Linked DNA regions of Homo sapiens: region 1 is linked to region 2. A link is an interaction called in ENCODE POLR2A ChIA-PET data of the cell type or tissue named here. Cell type or tissue: Panc1. All regions are shown on one strand. Links, peaks and the distances in the headings refer to the core of each region. The heading gives the core; the rest is flanking DNA.

The links. Peaks named below come from ENCODE experiments on the same cell type or tissue, not always from the same donor. Only the 100,000 strongest peaks of a DNase experiment are listed, where the experiment ranks them.
Region 1: POLR2A ChIA-PET joins it to region 2 with 6 read pairs; 3 of 35 experiments call an interaction of 5 or more read pairs at or near these places.

Annotation. Positions count from the first base shown.
Region 1 is chr7:107,368,601-107,376,831 of GRCh38, reverse strand. COG5 (component of oligomeric golgi complex 5) reads left to right here. Exons shown (of 22, transcript NM_006348.5): 8 at 4,072-4,237. Among named protein-coding and RNA genes, the nearest start is that of GPR22, 97 kb to the left of the region's middle. In Panc1, for the core only: no CTCF peak of the experiment used is centred there; a DNase peak (open chromatin) is centred at 4,274.
Region 2 is chr7:107,473,075-107,481,305 of GRCh38, reverse strand. All of the region lies in intron 6 of COG5 (component of oligomeric golgi complex 5), which reads left to right. GPR22 (G protein-coupled receptor 22) reads right to left here. Exons shown (of 3, transcript NM_005295.3): 3 at 5,622-7,271. The coding sequence starts at 7,245. The coding sequence ends at 5,944. Among named protein-coding and RNA genes, the nearest start is that of GPR22, 7.1 kb to the right of the region's middle. RefSeq lists a silencer at 1,736-1,936. In Panc1, for the core only: no CTCF peak of the experiment used is centred there; no DNase peak of the experiment used is centred there.

The DNA.
Region 1 (8,231 bases), core at 2,247-6,246, 100 kb after region 2:
TGATTAAAAATACTCTTAGCAAGCCAGTATCTTTAATCTGATAAAGGGCATTTCTAAAAATCTCGATGGTGAAATATTTAAGGCTTTCCATTTGATATTAGGGATGATGCAAAAAAACCACTCTTATTTCTTCTACTCAGTGCAGTACTGAAGATCCTAGCCAAAGTAATAAGAAAAGCAATGAGATAGAGGAGAATGGGAAGGGAGAAATAAAAATTATTCAGAAATACCATGGTTATATAGTTAGAAAAGTCAAAACAATTTACTGATTGTTTACAAAAAATTTAAAAACATACAATTTATATCAAAAAATAATAGAAATAATTTAAACTAAAGATATATAAGACTTTTTCACAGAAAACTATCTATAAAACATTAAGAGAAATTAAAGACCTGAGTAAATGAAAAGAGATACCATATTCATGGATTTGAGAACTCAATATTACAAAGATATCCATTATTTCTAATTTTATCTATAGAGTTAATGCAATCTCAAACAATACCTGAAAACTTTTTTAAAAAAAGGACATTTGTCAAGCCAATTTTGAAATTTATATGGAAGTGTCATATATCAAGAAGAGCCTATACCAAATTGAAGAACAGAGGCAGAGGATTGCCAAATCTGGTATTTAAAGCTACAGTAATTTAGATAGGTGAATTGTAAGGATAGAGAAATGGTAGAGATTTGAAAGTCCAGAAACTCACACACATATTTAGAAACTTGGTTTATTGCAAAGGTGACTTTTCGGGAGTGCGGGTGATTTTTATTTGCTCTTTTTTTGATCAATTGGGTATTCATGTAGAAAAACACTAATCTTGACTCCTATTTCACATTGTATAGAAATTAATTCCAGGTGAATTGTATTTCTGAGCATGAAAGATAAACCAATAGAGTTTCAGGAGGATAACTTTATGAATGAAAGATATCTTTATGAATGTGGGGTGGGGAACACTTATCAAACAATACCAAAAGTACTAAACCGTAGAGAGTAAGATTAATAAAATGGGCTACATTCAAATTAGGAATTTCTTTTCCTTAAAATACTTGATTAAGAGTGGGAGAACATATTTGCAGTACATATAATTATCAAAGTGGTTGTATCCAAAATATATAAACAACTTTATATGTAAATGACAAAAAACAACTAGTTAAAAAAAATGGGCCAAAATATGAATAAGTTCTTCACAAAAGAAGATATCCAAATGGGTAATTACCATGTAAGAAGTATTCAGTTTTTTAGTCATCATAGAAATACAAATTAAAATCATAGTACTCACTCAAAATAATAGCCAGAATTAAAGGAATGATCATTTGAATTTTTGGCAAATTTGTGGGGCATCCACAGTTTTCATATATCGCTGGTGGGAGTGTAAATTGCTGCAATGGCTTTGTAAAATTGGCAGTATCTACAAACTCTAAGTGTACTAATATGATTTAGCAATTCTACTTTTGCCTACAGAAATGCATATGTATATATGTTCACTAATAGAGGTGTACAGAATGTTCATGGCGGCATAAATTAAAATACCTAAAGGTAGAAGTAAGCCTATTATTTATCAACAGTAGGATGGATAAACTAAAGCAAATTACTACAGTGGAATACTGCACAGCAGTAAGAAATGAATCAACTACTGCTGCATCCAACAACATGGACGAATTTCACAAAAAAATATGTTGAGTAAAAGGGACAAGCCACAAGATAATACATACTGTATAATTCCATTTATGTGAAATTCAAAAACAGAATAAATTTTTGGTGTTAGAAGTAATGATAGTGATAATATTTGGAAAGGTGCAGTTTGGGGAGCTACACAAGATTCAAAGGTGCTGATAATACTTAGCTTCATGATCTAGGTGATAGTTAACTAGGTGTGTTCACTTTGTGATAATAAAGCTGTGCTTACATAATTAGCATACTCCTCTGTATGTATGTTACTTAAAGAATTTTATTTCAGGTAATTATTTTGCAGTTTTTTTACTGGCATAATCTATGTGTTAAGCTATAAATATGAATGCCATTAATTGAAAAAGTGAACATGTTAATTGACAAGTTTAAAATTACTTCTAGAATTATAAATATTGTAAATTGTATTATAAATAATGCTGTAATATATACTTCTTTAATGATGAGCTATATTTGTAATATAATACACCATTACGTTAAAATAATGCCAATAGATTTCAGAAGTAACCTTTTCAAACATGTTTTGAGAAGTTGGAAGTTAGTAATTTTTGGAGCGGAGAATTTTGAAGAGTGGTTTATTTTAGCTAGGTGTTTTAAGTGAAAAATTTAAGTGTTTTTTAGTTGTTGTATGCATAAATCTTACAGCGTACATTCAGCTGATAACACTGAAACTGTACTGTGTGTGGAGAAGCTATGCTTTTCAGATCCTCTGATAATAGTAAAGGCAATAAATATAGTTTTAAAGTATATCTGTATTCTAGTTTTATGAGGTGAAAGTATTCTTTGATGTTGCTCCAGTAGTGCTTTCTTGGATTATACATACACTTAAATAATGACATGGGAAATTTCTTTACAGCTGCCTCATTTTGATTTTTGGTGTCTACTAAAAAGTTTAAAGATAAAACAGTCTTGGGAGAAAGTAAAAGCAAATGCTATACCCCTTGTTTTCAGTTAATAATTTTTTATAAAATAGCTTATTTTCCTTGTTGGCATACGTTAATAGAGAATTTACAACATAAAATTAAGCTCTATTATGACCATACTAAATTAAGCTTTTTTATTAGAACATTTTAATTTGAAATAATATCCATTTGGTTCTTTTTATTGTTTAATTAAAAAGAAAAAACTCAAATGAGTATTGTTATTCACCAGCCATGTTTCCTGTTATTTTCTTTAAGCTGAGTCTACTTTGCCTCTGTGTGTGAGTTTATGTGTATGTCTGCAGCATGTACTATTATTAAAATAACACCAATAGATTTCAGAGGTAACCTTCTAAAATAAACTTAGTATAGAAAATAGGTTAATGAAATAATTTAACATTTTAACCATGTGTCTCTGATAACAGACACTTACTAATGCGTGAGAGGATTTTGAGTTATTTGGGCCTGAAAATATATGTCAGTGTCTCAACTTCTAGCTTGGTAATTTGTTCGTTAACTTAGCCACAAATCCAACAACCCATTTATATCACTCTGGACATAATCCACTCATTGATGATATTTCAATACCTCCCTCATCTTCTGCCTCTCTGCTTCACTCTGCTCCATCATGGCCTTCTTGCTCTTTCCCTAGCATACTAAGCACATTGCTATCTCAGCACTTTTGCTAATACCACTGCCCCGATCTGTATTTTCCCATATCTTCCTTTGACTCCCTCAGTATATTCAAGTCTTTGTTTAAATATTACCTCAGAGGTGCATTCTCTGACTAATCTCTGTATAATAATTCCCATCATACTCTATTCTTATTCCCTACTTCACGTTTTTATAGCACTTGTTACTACCCGTTATTCTGTTTTATTTATGTTTTGTACATTTCTCAATAAATGTAAGTTCCATGAAGACAGGAACTTAATTGGTTTTGTTTCACTACTGTTTTTCCAGCACTCAGAGCTATGACAGATACAGTAGGCACTGTATAAATATTTGTAGTTAGAATGAATTAATGGGTCAGTGAAATATAATGAATAAGTCTGCATGGTTCAGCTCTCAGTCAACTCCACAGAATTAATTTATTGTCAAACAAATGTAGAAATAACAAATGTTATTTCTAATATGGTTCTTTTTATAGGGATTGGTGGTAGATTTTAAATAAGCTCGAATATTATACAACAGACTTTCAAACTTCTTGTTATTTTTTAAAGGAGGACAAAAATGGTAAGGGGGAAAATAATATACATAGTATTTAACTTTGTATTTTATGAAATAAAGTTTAAAAATAATCTTCACTTCAAAATGTGTTTTTTCTTGTCTTTGATAATTTTAAAATATGGTAGTATTTAAATATGATAGGACTGCTGAAGTCCTGCTTAAAGTTGTATATTTATGTTGATTTTGTTTGTTTTCCTATTTATATCTGTTTCCACCCCACCCCACCTTTTTTTAAGAATCCAACTCAAGTCGGAACAGCTCTTCAGGTTTTCTATAATCTTGGAACTTTGAAGGATACTATTACCAGTGTTGTGGATGGATATTGTGCTACTTTAGAAGAAAATATCAACAGTGCATTAGACATAAAAGTTTTGACTCAGCCTTCCCAGTCAGCTGTGAGAGGTATGGATGTGGTTTATATTTAGCTTCTTTATTTATTTATAACTGAGAAGTCTTTTGAATAGTATGTGAAACACTCATGTTTCAAAGCAATCTAATGACTCATTTTTTAGTAGACAGAAAATGAGAGAAGAAATTATGTTTCAGAATTTATTTATATCTTTTTTGTCTAATCAGTGAATTGAACTGGCCAACTGGTATATTCAGAACTTCTAGATAAAGATCCATAAACTGTAGCGTCATTTGGTTGAGAGGAAACAGATGCAAAAAATAAAAAATAAAAAGGCAAGGAACATATTTTTCTTCTAAAATCCTTATCCTCCCATGTACTTCTTAAAGACAGAAAATATTTTTTAAGGAATGCCGTCTCTACTTTAGCTTTCTGGACTTTTCTTTATGATAATTCTGGTACCCAGGAAAAATAATGACTGACTGTGGACATAGAAACTGATAAAATCCTTGGCAACATTACAACTGTAGTAAAGTCTAAAGAAAACTATTAAAGGATGGTAAATTCAAGGTAGAGAGGAGTAGCCTTTCATTAGGAGTCTGTAAACCTTTTCCTACCAAGACATACCTGGTGATATTTACATATACACACAGTTCTCCGTAAAAGAAGATAGAAAAGACCACAGATTATGTCCATCCTTACTTACTTGCTGCCACTCCATCTCTCTGTTTCTCCCCTTATATTCATTCTTCCTTCCTGTTGGTAAGGATGAACTATGCTTTCTCCCAGCAAAGACCAAGCACTCTGCAGTTGTATTAGATCCCATCACTACAAGGTATTGCTTTAGCAGATGCCTTCTTTCTACCAGGTTGACAATGTTTCTTTCTTTGCATCTCTTTCCCTTCACATATAGTTGTGTTATTGTATCTCCTTTTGCTTAAAACCAATTAAATAAATATATCTTAATTTCTTTCTTCAGCTCTACTACCTGCATGTTATTTCTTCAGTCTTCAGGAAAATTTCCCAAAATGTTATCTATAGTTAATGTTTCTGGTTTTTCTCCTCCCATTTTTCTGTTGAAGGCACTCTGATCCATCACAGGGTTGATGGAATAACTCATATTGAATTAATAACAGTTCCTGATCCATAGCTAATAGGAAAAAAAGTGGCTATTTATTAATTTTTAATTTTTTTTAGATTGTTAATTTTTTATTTAAAAAAATATAGATGGAGTTTTGCTATGTTGCCCCAGTTGGTCTTGAACTCCTGGCCTCAAGCAATCCTCTTTCCTTGGCCTCCCAAAGTGTTGGGATTGCAGGCATGAGCCACCATGCCTGGCCTATTATTTTTATATTTGCTATATAAATGTGACCTTACGTAATACTGAATATATATAACTTTTAAGTTGTACTGGATAAAAAGAGATGAAAGAATCTTAGGTCTTAAAGAGATTTTTAAAGGTTAGGCCTAGCCTCTGAATAGGTTTGTATTGAAACTATTCCAGAAAGAGATCTTTGTAAAGAACTTGCCAGAGGAGATTTTACTCTTGGCTTTTCCCAGCAATTATTCTCAGAAAGTTTGATATAATGTTTAAATTTCCAGGAGCAGTTTAATCTCATTCCCCCTTGTGTCGTCAAGAATGGGGAAAAAAATGAAAGCAGTTATTCATGTGCTGTCAATCCTAATGTATGCCTCTTTTGTTGAGAGAATTAAAAAAAGCTGCCTTATTACCATGTGTTGACAAGTGGATACCATGATTTAACACAGAAACCTTAAGCATCAGTTCTTTATTATTTTCTTTAAAAGCATAATCACAATTATTGTGTGTGTATATATATATATATAAATTTTTTTTTTTTTTTTTTTAGCTGGAGTTTCTGGTCACCCAAGCTAGAATGCAATTGCACGATCTTAGCTCACTGCAACCTCTGGTGCCTGGGTTTAAGCAATTCGCCTGTCTCAGCCTCCTGAATAGCTGGGATTACAGAAGCCCACCACCATGCCCAGCTAATTTTTATATTTTTAGTAGAGACGGGGTTTCATCATGTTGGCCAGGCTGGTCTCGAACTCCTGACCTCAGGTGATCCGCCCACCTCGGCCTCCCAAAGTGCTGAGATTACAGGCGTGAGCCACCGCGCCCAGCCAATTATTTTATATTTTAAAATGTTTTATAGACAGTATTAATGTTAGTTTCCTGATCTTGTTTATATTGAAGTTATGTAGGAGAATGTCCTTGTTTGTTGGAAATACACATTAAAATATTCAAGAATGATGGGCATGAGGTCAGTAACTTCCAGGTGGTTCAGGGAAAATTTTTTTTTACAATACTTACAATTTTTTTATAAGTGTAAGATTATTTCAAAATTTTAAAAATAATAGGATTCTGTCAGTGTGTGTTTCTGAGAGTGAATGGCTCACAGCTGTTGAGTATCTAACACAACCACTACACAGGAGATTGACAGTCGCATTCATGAGTGTGATGGTGCATGATCTCATTTTCAATCTGAGACTTCCTAAGAAGAGAAAAAAAATTATACACACACGCACATATATAAATATAAATAATACAATTTTAAGTATAAAAAGTAAACAGCCTGTAACTCAATAAGAAAAAGGTAAACAACCCAAGAGAAAAAAATGGATAAAGAATATGAATAGGCAGGTCACAGAAGAACACATTCAATAAGCATGTGAGAAGATATTCAGCCTCTTTTTGGAGGATGAACTAGTTATTAAGGAAATAGAAATTAATCATCAGATTGGCAAAATCTAAGACAGAACTAAGTTCTGGACAAGAGCAGAAACTCTTGTAAACTATGCAAGGAGAATAAAATTCACTTTACTCAATTTTATCAATTTTATCTCTAAGGTGGAAAATGTGTTCACCTTATGATGTTATACTTTCTAAGAATATACTGCAAGGAAAATCTGGCATGTATATGTAAGAATTTTTGTTACCTGGCCGGCGTGTTGGCTCATGCCTGTAATCCCAGCACTTTGGGAGACTGAGGTGGGCAGATCACTTGAGGTCAAGAGTTTGAGACCAGCCTGGCCAACATGGTAAAACCCCCTCTCTACTAAAAATACAGAAAAATTAGCCGGGCGTGGTGGCGCATGCCTGTAATCCCAGCTATTCAGGAGGCTGAGGCAGGAGAATCGCTTGAACCTGGGAGGGAGAGGTTGCAGTGAGCCGAAATAGTGCCATTGCACTCAAGCCTGGGCAACAGAGCAAGACTCCATCTCAAAAAAAAAAAAAAAAAAAAGAATTTTTGTTACCTCATTGTTTACAAATAGTGAAAAAGTACAAGCAATGGATAAACTAGTTTATTAAGGGGATTAATACACAGCATTTAAATTAACAAATTTCCCAGTATAGATAATGGTCAAAAACAGCACATGAAAAAGTTACAGATACATACATACAGCCTGATACCAATTTAAAGCCTAAGAATATGACAGACCATATTAAATTGTTTTTGCATGTGCACATATGTACTAACAGTGTAAATACGCACATTGGAATAATGATCAACAAATTTAAGATACCAGTGCTGGGCATGGTGACACATGCCTCTAATCCCAGCTACTTGGGATGCTGAGGTGGAAGGATCACTTGAGCCTAGGAGTTTGAATCCAGCCTCAGCAACATAACAAGACTCTGTCTCTTAAAAACAAACTACAAAACCCGATACCATTACATCTGTTGAGAGAGCAAGGGAAATGAGACCAGCAAAGGAGAGTACAAGGAAACTTCACTTTATTTAGTGTTGTATTTCTTAAAGCTTGGTGGTTAGTGTTCATAACATTATTCTATATGCTTTTTTGTATGCCTGAAATATTTAACAATAAAACATAAATGTTGAGAAAGTCAAACAGTGAAGAAAGATGATGATGAAGCAAAGTAGACAACACAGAATATCCAAATTTCATCACCCAGATAGATACTGTAGTTGTTACTATACAGTGAAAAGTAGTCCATACATTTATCTGTGCATTATATGTTATAGAAGGGTAAATGGAGAGGCATAAATGGAATTTTAAGATACA
Region 2 (8,231 bases), core at 2,610-6,609:
TCCCCATAACCTTGTCATCCTCGCTAGCCACTTTCTCTCTTCATCCTGAGAAATTGGTTGATGTGCTTTGGTAGTCTGCCTTGCTTAATACCTCTGAGAAAAATATGACATATTGCTCTCATGGAAGCAGGGTGATGAAAATGACCTCAATCCCAGACAGACTTAGCTCACCTCCCTTATCTTACTTGATGCTTCGGGGTTTGATAGTGGCAGGGAGTTGATATTGGTGTCAGTGACAGGAATGACAGCACATTTTACCACTTGCTGGTGCAAGTACAAAGCTGTCATATTTGAAAGCCATGGATACAGCTTATGGAGGCCTGTAGAAAATGTATGAATAGAATGGGAGAGACACGTAGGATTATTTTCACATGTTGTTTTAATATGAGCAAGGGAAGAAATATTATTGTGATTACGTTCACTTGGCTCTTTTTGTCCTGAAAAAAATGAGTATTTCTTAAAAGTTATGGCTTTTGTATTAGTGGTAAGCCCACTTTTCCATTTGTTTCCACATTTCAATGCCATTTTGTTCTAAATATCTGTAAATTGTAATATTTAATATTTATTCTGCTTGTTATGATGCATTGTTTGTTGTTATATTTCTAGTATGTGCAGCCTGTCAATGGGGGTGTCTTTTGCTTTTTCGAATGCTTTTTAGAAAAAAGTCAATCTTCAAATTAGTTTTCTTTTGTGAGCTCTAACCTACAATTCTGTATTCTATTCGTATTTCTCTAAGAGCTTAGCATCTTTGAATATTTTAGGTCTTTTTCCAGCCTCATCTGGGTTCTTTTATCTCCTTACTTTCTCTTTTACGATATGATCTGAACTTTTAAAATTTCTAACATTTATTATTGGTCAACTCATTTTTAACTTTCTTAGAGTTCACTGCAGTCCCTGAGTGGGGGCTTACATTCATGAGTACATACAAGTGCTCATCTGAGATACAAAGAAAATAGTTGGTCAAAGTTTACTTTAGTTTTCTTATTTCTCATCTTATTTAGTGAAAAGGATAAAAGAAATACATTATTTTATGGTTTTCCCATTGCTTCTTGCCGTCATTCTGAAATATAACCTTCTCAGTTGCCAAAGGTAACTTGGCTATTAAAAATTTTAATTTTTAATTGAAACTGAAAATGTGAATTTTCTAACATGATTTTGAAATACAGTTTGAAGCCACTTAAATGGACAGAAAAAGCTTTATTTGCCCTTTCATTACTATTATCCTTTAGAAATGTTGCTATTTTAAAACATTTTAATTAAAAACTGTTTTTATGTAGCCATTAACAAAGAATGAGGACGATATGTTTATAAAGAGTTGGATGGATGCCCATAATAAGTTATTCAGGGAAAAAAGCAAAGGATGACATTTGTGTGTTTCACTTCATATACATTGGTATTTTCTCACTGTGTATTTTTATAGTTAAAATAGTTGTTAGAAAATATGTGTTTAATGGAAAAATGGAATGAACCAATTGAAAAATATATAAAATAGATAATTTAAAACGTCAATTCGAAATTTTCATTCTGAATAGCTTCTAATAACTAGAACATTATTTAATGTTATTTTACTTCATTGAGTTTTCCGCCTTGCCAGATATTCTTTTTGTTTTTGCCTGTGTTATCAATGTAATTTATGCAAAGCATAATTAAATAGTTATTTGAGTATTGCGGGTAATCTGTTTCTTATGGTCTTCCTTATGGTCATCATTTTTAATTCTTCAGTCTCTTATGCCAGTTTTCTTTCCTAGCTAGTTAGTAAATATTGACTCTGCCTTCACGTTGCCTGTCACATCTGTACACTCCCTTGTCAAGCTAGTGCCATCACTTTTTGCCAGGCCTTTCACTAGCTATGAAGGTGATGGCAGCAGCTTCCTATCTTCTGTGTCTCATCAATTCTGTGTATTGCTGCTTTATTTGTTTTTTTGAAGCTCATTTTTTCACCTTGTAATTCCCCTGCTCAGATACCTCTTCTAGCATAAGATAGAAGGCTTTCTGTCTTATGACCCAAATTTAACTTTCTAGATAACTTCTCGCTACTGTATTACCTTTCTTCCAAAGAACAATTTGCTCTTCCAGAATATGCTGCAGCAGCTTTATTCAGCAATGTTTTTCTTTTTACTGTTCTTAAATTCAACATGATCCCTTTCTTCTAAAGTCTATTAAGAACTTTATTCTTCTTTTATAGTATTTACCACATCTACCTCTGATTTTAGGTAATGCCATACTTTTTAATACCTTGACTCTAGATTTTAAGCTCTTGAGGGTAATGACTCTTTCATATAATTCAAAGTATCTGCCAAAATGCCTCTTTTCTGTAAGATTTTAAATGCTAATTGAATCACAAAGCTTACTTAATTGTGTAATCATGAAATGCAATAAAATTAAAAGTTTTATTGACTTTGGGAGGTAGCCTTGAAATACTATGTGGAATAAGCCCTACTAAGGTCCTGTTTTCTAATGATTTTAGATTTTTTGACCCTTAAGTCTAATTTCAGTTCAATGAGGAATCTGGTTTTTAATGCCCAAGGAACTGAGATTTTGCTACACATTTGTTCCCCCCTTATCTTCAGGTATACATCCCAAGACCACCAGAGGATGTCTGAAACTATGGATAGTATTGAACCCTATATATAGTATATCATGTACTATGTTTTTTTCCTATACATACATAACTATGATAAAGTTTAATTCATATATTAGGCACAGTAGGCTATAACAACAACTAATAATAAAGTAGTACAATTATACATAAATTTATAAATAAGTTTAAATATAACAATTTAAAACTTATAAATTGTTTATTTCTGGAATTTTCCATTTAATATTTTTGGACCACAGAGTTGACCATGCTAACTGACCATGGGTAACTGAAACTGCAGCAGGTAAAACCATGGATAAGGGGAGACTACTGTTATTTTAGTTAAAGGATGAAAGAATAGAACATACAACTAAAAATTGACTTGGGTCAGAAGTACAGAATTATCATGAATGGCCCTTTTAAAAGACATATAATTATAAATAATTCTACCTTCACAATAAGTTTGAACATTTGTTCAGTAGTAGTTGGTAGAGTAACAGCTCCCTTAAATTAACACACAAAACAAAGCAAATAAAATTTACCACATCTTGTTGAGCTCATCTTTGGTTGGTATTTAAAATACTATGCGGAATAAGCCCTACTAAGGGCTACTAAGGGCTTCTTATCCTTTGGAAGAACTGACCCAATTAACTATGTAGAAATTGATATCTATGCCTATGATTTATGATATATGGATAGAAAAATTTAGTCTGAAGAAAGGTCCCATATTGAGTTTATTGTTGCCTCTATTGCTTTTGCATTTTTAATTTTTTCATTCTAACAGGAAGAATTAGCCTTAATGCTTTTTTGAGCAAAATTATTTGAAATAAAGTGAAAAATTCACACATTGTAATGAAGACCAACGTAAAGAAAATAGAAATATTTCGTCTTTTCATAGAACAGATGTTTAATACAAAAAGTTGTCTAAGCTTCTCATTCTCACATTTAAGCTGAGGTCAGTAGTTGGAAACATAGTTGTGACTTGTTCTTGAAGCTAAATTTTTAACACATATTATTTTGGTTTACATATTATATACTACTTAGCACATTAAAAAGCTGTTAGAAGTTTTCTGATAGGTATGAGTTTTCTTTGTCGTAAATCAGTTGATGCACTTTTGTATACCTGAAAGATCATTACGGATGGTCAACAATGCTTGTTAAATGTCTGCTTCAGTGTCAAGTATAGAAATGATAGCAGTTTAAAGGGCAATATAATATTTACCATTTATTTCTTATTTAATTTCTTATTACAGAGGACAAGAAGGCATGAAAGCAGTTTAGACAAATATATTAGAAATCTCTTTTTTATACTGAGTTCTTTGGCATAGTTATAAACCTGAAGAGTAAAAATATTTAAAACACAAGGGAGTTTTTCTTAATATGAAGGTTCTAAAAATAGTCTAATTTTTATTGAGATTATAAAACTAGATATTAAAATTTTAATTTATGCTTGGGAGTCCAATTATAAAATTCATTTTTTAAATTCTTAAATGAAGATATTAATGAGCTTGTTTTATTTCCTGGGGTAAAAAATAAAAGAAGATTAGGAGCTGGTCTGTGCCAAATGTATTTACTAAACGAAAATTTTCTTAATCCTTTTGTGCCTGAAGTGTTAATTTCTCTTTGGGGTTTCAAAAAATATCTTACTTGCTTATGCTACATTTTGTCAAATTGAAGCATTTTTTTAAATTCCAAAAAACAGTAGAAAATAAGACAGAAGGAAATTGGGCTTTTGCCAAGATTTGACATTATGTTAACATTATTATCAGAAGTAAATTACTATTTAATTTGTCATGTAACCTTAGTGAGTTCAAGCTACTGCATGGTATTCATTTCTCCAAGGATTAGGGTATTCAGTAAACTAGACTGGATAAATCTCATTTATTTATATAAAAGTGATATATTATTGAATTTTTAGACATTTAATATTTTCTTTAAAAATGAATTGCTACTTGGTTTAGTGGATACAGTTTCAGAAAATAGAATAAAAGTTGTTCAGCTGACCAATTACAATGCAGTATTTTCCTATTTTAAATAACTTATTGCTAAATTTCTGATAGTGATATTGACACTTATCGATAGATTATTACATTATAACAATTGGAAAATATTTGTTTGATATGAGGTTCCCAATTCTTGTAATCTGTAGTTAGGGTTAGTAATTTCATGATTTTCCCACATGAATTGAGGGTGGGAGAGAAAAATGCCTAAAGTTAAATTAAGTGATGGTACGGTAGAAAAGTGACAAGACTTATTGTTACCTTAGTGATTTCAGTGTGGAAATAAAACAACTCATTTTGAATTACTTGGGAGCTATGATTTGGTGGGAACATTGTATAAAGTGTATTACCCTAAAGTTGTATGTATCTAATATTAGAGGCTTTGTTAGACTTTTCTATAATGATTTAAAGTCTTTTTTTTTTCATTCCTGGTATTCAGATTTGGGTAGTTAACTTTCTATTATACAAAAGAGCTGAGTTGAATAAAGTTAGGAAGTCAGCTTATTTTGATGTACTGTTCTTTTTTTTTTTTTTTTTTTTTTTAAAATCATTGCACTATATTAATCCAGAGCATTTGGCTTAGACTTAAGCAAAGTGAGGAAGGAAGAAAGAGGCTGGTGTTTTAGTATTCTTCCTTCCCTTTAGTTTCATTTCATTTGTATATTATAGGCATACTGTCCTTGAACTTAGAAAATCAATCTTTTTTTTCCTAGTAAGCATGAATTTTAAAGTTTCTCTATTTTGGTGTGTATACAGAGGTTTTTTTGGTTCATTAATTTTAAAATTTTGATAAATTCTATGATTTTTTACATTTAAAAGAATAAAGCTTCATACGTACTTAATTATTTGTGATGCATCAAATATAGCAAATACACTATACCAGGAAACATAGCATAGTGGTATGGAAAATACTGGATTGTTTTGAGCCCATAATTTTGGTTTTTAGATTAAAATGCTACTCCAGTTGTAATCTAAATATATCTGTAGTTTGTGGCTTAGAAACAATGCATTTTAACTTAAAAAATAAAGCAAGGATACCTATGTCAGTTACATTTTAAAGTTATACACTGTTTTAAGGCTATGTATTTATTCCTTAAAAAATATGACTTACATGAATATTTTCTGTTGGACATAATATTGACAAAATATACACATGATAGTACTTTAACAAACTGCCATGCAACAAATACATTAAGTAATGAAGAAATTGAATATATATGACCTATCTAATTGACATTCACATTGAAAATTTACAACATAACCAATACTTAAAATATTTTTCTTATATTTGGCAGTAATATCAGTTTTTACAATTTAAATTTAAAACTCATTTGAATGTGGATTTGGTGAAACTGAGACTTTTCTCTAGTCTGTGACAACCTGAGGCACTAAACATTTTTCTCTTATTTCACTATCTTCAAAGGTAATTTTTTTGTTTCTTTTAGGATCTATCCAAGAGTTGTGTATTACAGCATTATTAGGCAGGGGATCAGCTTCTACTATAGAAACAACTCGCTTTTTCATTTTACTTTTCAAGACCTTTTGAAATTTTTGTCTAGTGAATGCATATAATAGAGGGTGAAATATAGTTGTTCCATAAGCCATGACTAAAAAACACAATCTTAATTTTACTAAAAGGTCACTTGGGCCTAAACATAAAATGGTGGTATTTAAAACAGAAATTGGTGTCCAGCAGAGAAGAAATGTAGAAATAATCAATAAAGACATCCTGAAGACTCTCTTTTGTCTTTCTCGTCGTTCACGGTGTCGTTTCACAGCTCGCCGGAGGGCAATTATTACAGAAACTGAAGTTCTTACACCAAAGACTACATTTCTCCCACCACTGCTTTGTGACATGTCTGTAGCCTCATGTTGTGTGGTTAGAGAAATTGTCTTTTTCTTTCTTGCTTTCTTCTTCTGCCCTGTTGAAAATCTTGTGCCTATTCGAATATTAAGAGCCTGAAGTATTTTGGTGTATGTGATTAACATTACTACAACAGTGAAAAAGAATATTGGGATCTGTACTAACAGGTGATAATACATTCCCAGTTCAGTGTAGTATTCATTTGTACTGACACATAAAAGTGTCTTGTTTTCCCAGGTATTTCCACTTTGAAGACTGAAAAAATTTACCTCAATAAAAGGAATCAGGAAAGAGAAAAAAGAAAAAATCCAAATGGATATCATTAACATTACAGCTCTGCCCATTGTCAGAATTCGGTTTGCAGGTTTTACAGAGATGTCATATCTGTCCAAAGTGATAGCAAAAACGTTGATTGCTGTTGAGACACTTGCAAAAGATACACAAGCCTCATGGAAACAGCAAATGAGAGCAGTGTTACTCTCCAGTGAAAGCAGAAGGATAACTATAGTTAGAGGAATACATCCCACACAAATTATTACATCAAGTACATGAAGATTCATTGTAATAATGTTACTGACAGAGTTGATTAAGTTGGATTTCATGCAGTAAAGTACCAATACAGTGAGGTTGCTGCCAAGTCCCAACACAATTTCTAACATAAGAAATCCGGTGAGAGACACTTGAAAGCTTAACGGATATGATAGTGGTTGGTACATATTGGTGTTGATGTCATCAATGTCATCTCGCACTGTAATGTTAGATTCAGACTGCATGTTGATTTCCAGAATGGGAGAAAAACACATTCTTTTGGAGCAGTTGGTTTTTTTCCCTAGAAAGTGAAATAGAATAAACTATTTGATATTTGGCAATTTAAATGACGTATAACGTGTTCTTTGTAAGAAAAAAAATCTTTCAATTGTGTACTTAGTTTAATTTTTAAGTTTGTAAACTATTAATAGAAAATGTAGAATTAAGAACCATCAAGTTTGCATTGTTTTGATATAAAAGAAAATTGTGTTTTCCTTTTGAAGAAATAACTATGGAAATTGTTCCTCTGTAGTGCAAAGTTAATATGCTAAAGGGCTTTTCTCATTTGAGTATTTCAAGCTTATTATTTGAGATAAAGTGTATTTTTGTATGATAAAACTTCCTAGCATACAAAATTAATTTCAGCCCAGTGTCTTAAAATTTCATTTAAATGTTGTGAGTAGGTACCAAATGAATGCTATTTTAATATGCTCTAGCATAATGAGTGTAGGTGTAATTATTCCTGTGAGATTTCAAATGAACAGGACAAGTGTTCATTTAAAATGACAAATGGTACAGAGCACTAGTTTAAGATGCTTTATCCATGTTGATTGAATTCATATTCAGAAGTCAACAATGTGCTTGGTGATATTTGGGGTTATTTCCCACAGAAATAGGCCAGTGATTAATATTTTACATATCACAGTTACAATGCTCACTGAACTTTGCAGTTGGCAAACTTAAAAATTAGAAGAAGTGGGACATTATGCTAAAATAAAAAGCTACAAAGCTTGGTAAAAGAGCATTAATCACTCCTATGAAATGATTTATTTTGTGACCACACCCTCTTGTATCTTGTGGAAACAGAAAATTGAAATTTAATATCACATTAAGAAATAGCCATTTTTGAAGTAGTTTAAAGGAATATATCAGTTGACATTGTTTAAACTGAGTTTTTAAAGTAAAAGATGAAATTTTAGGGAAAAGGAGTATGTGAAGCCCGTTTTTTGAGGAAGCTTTTAAAGTTACACATTACCTGTGA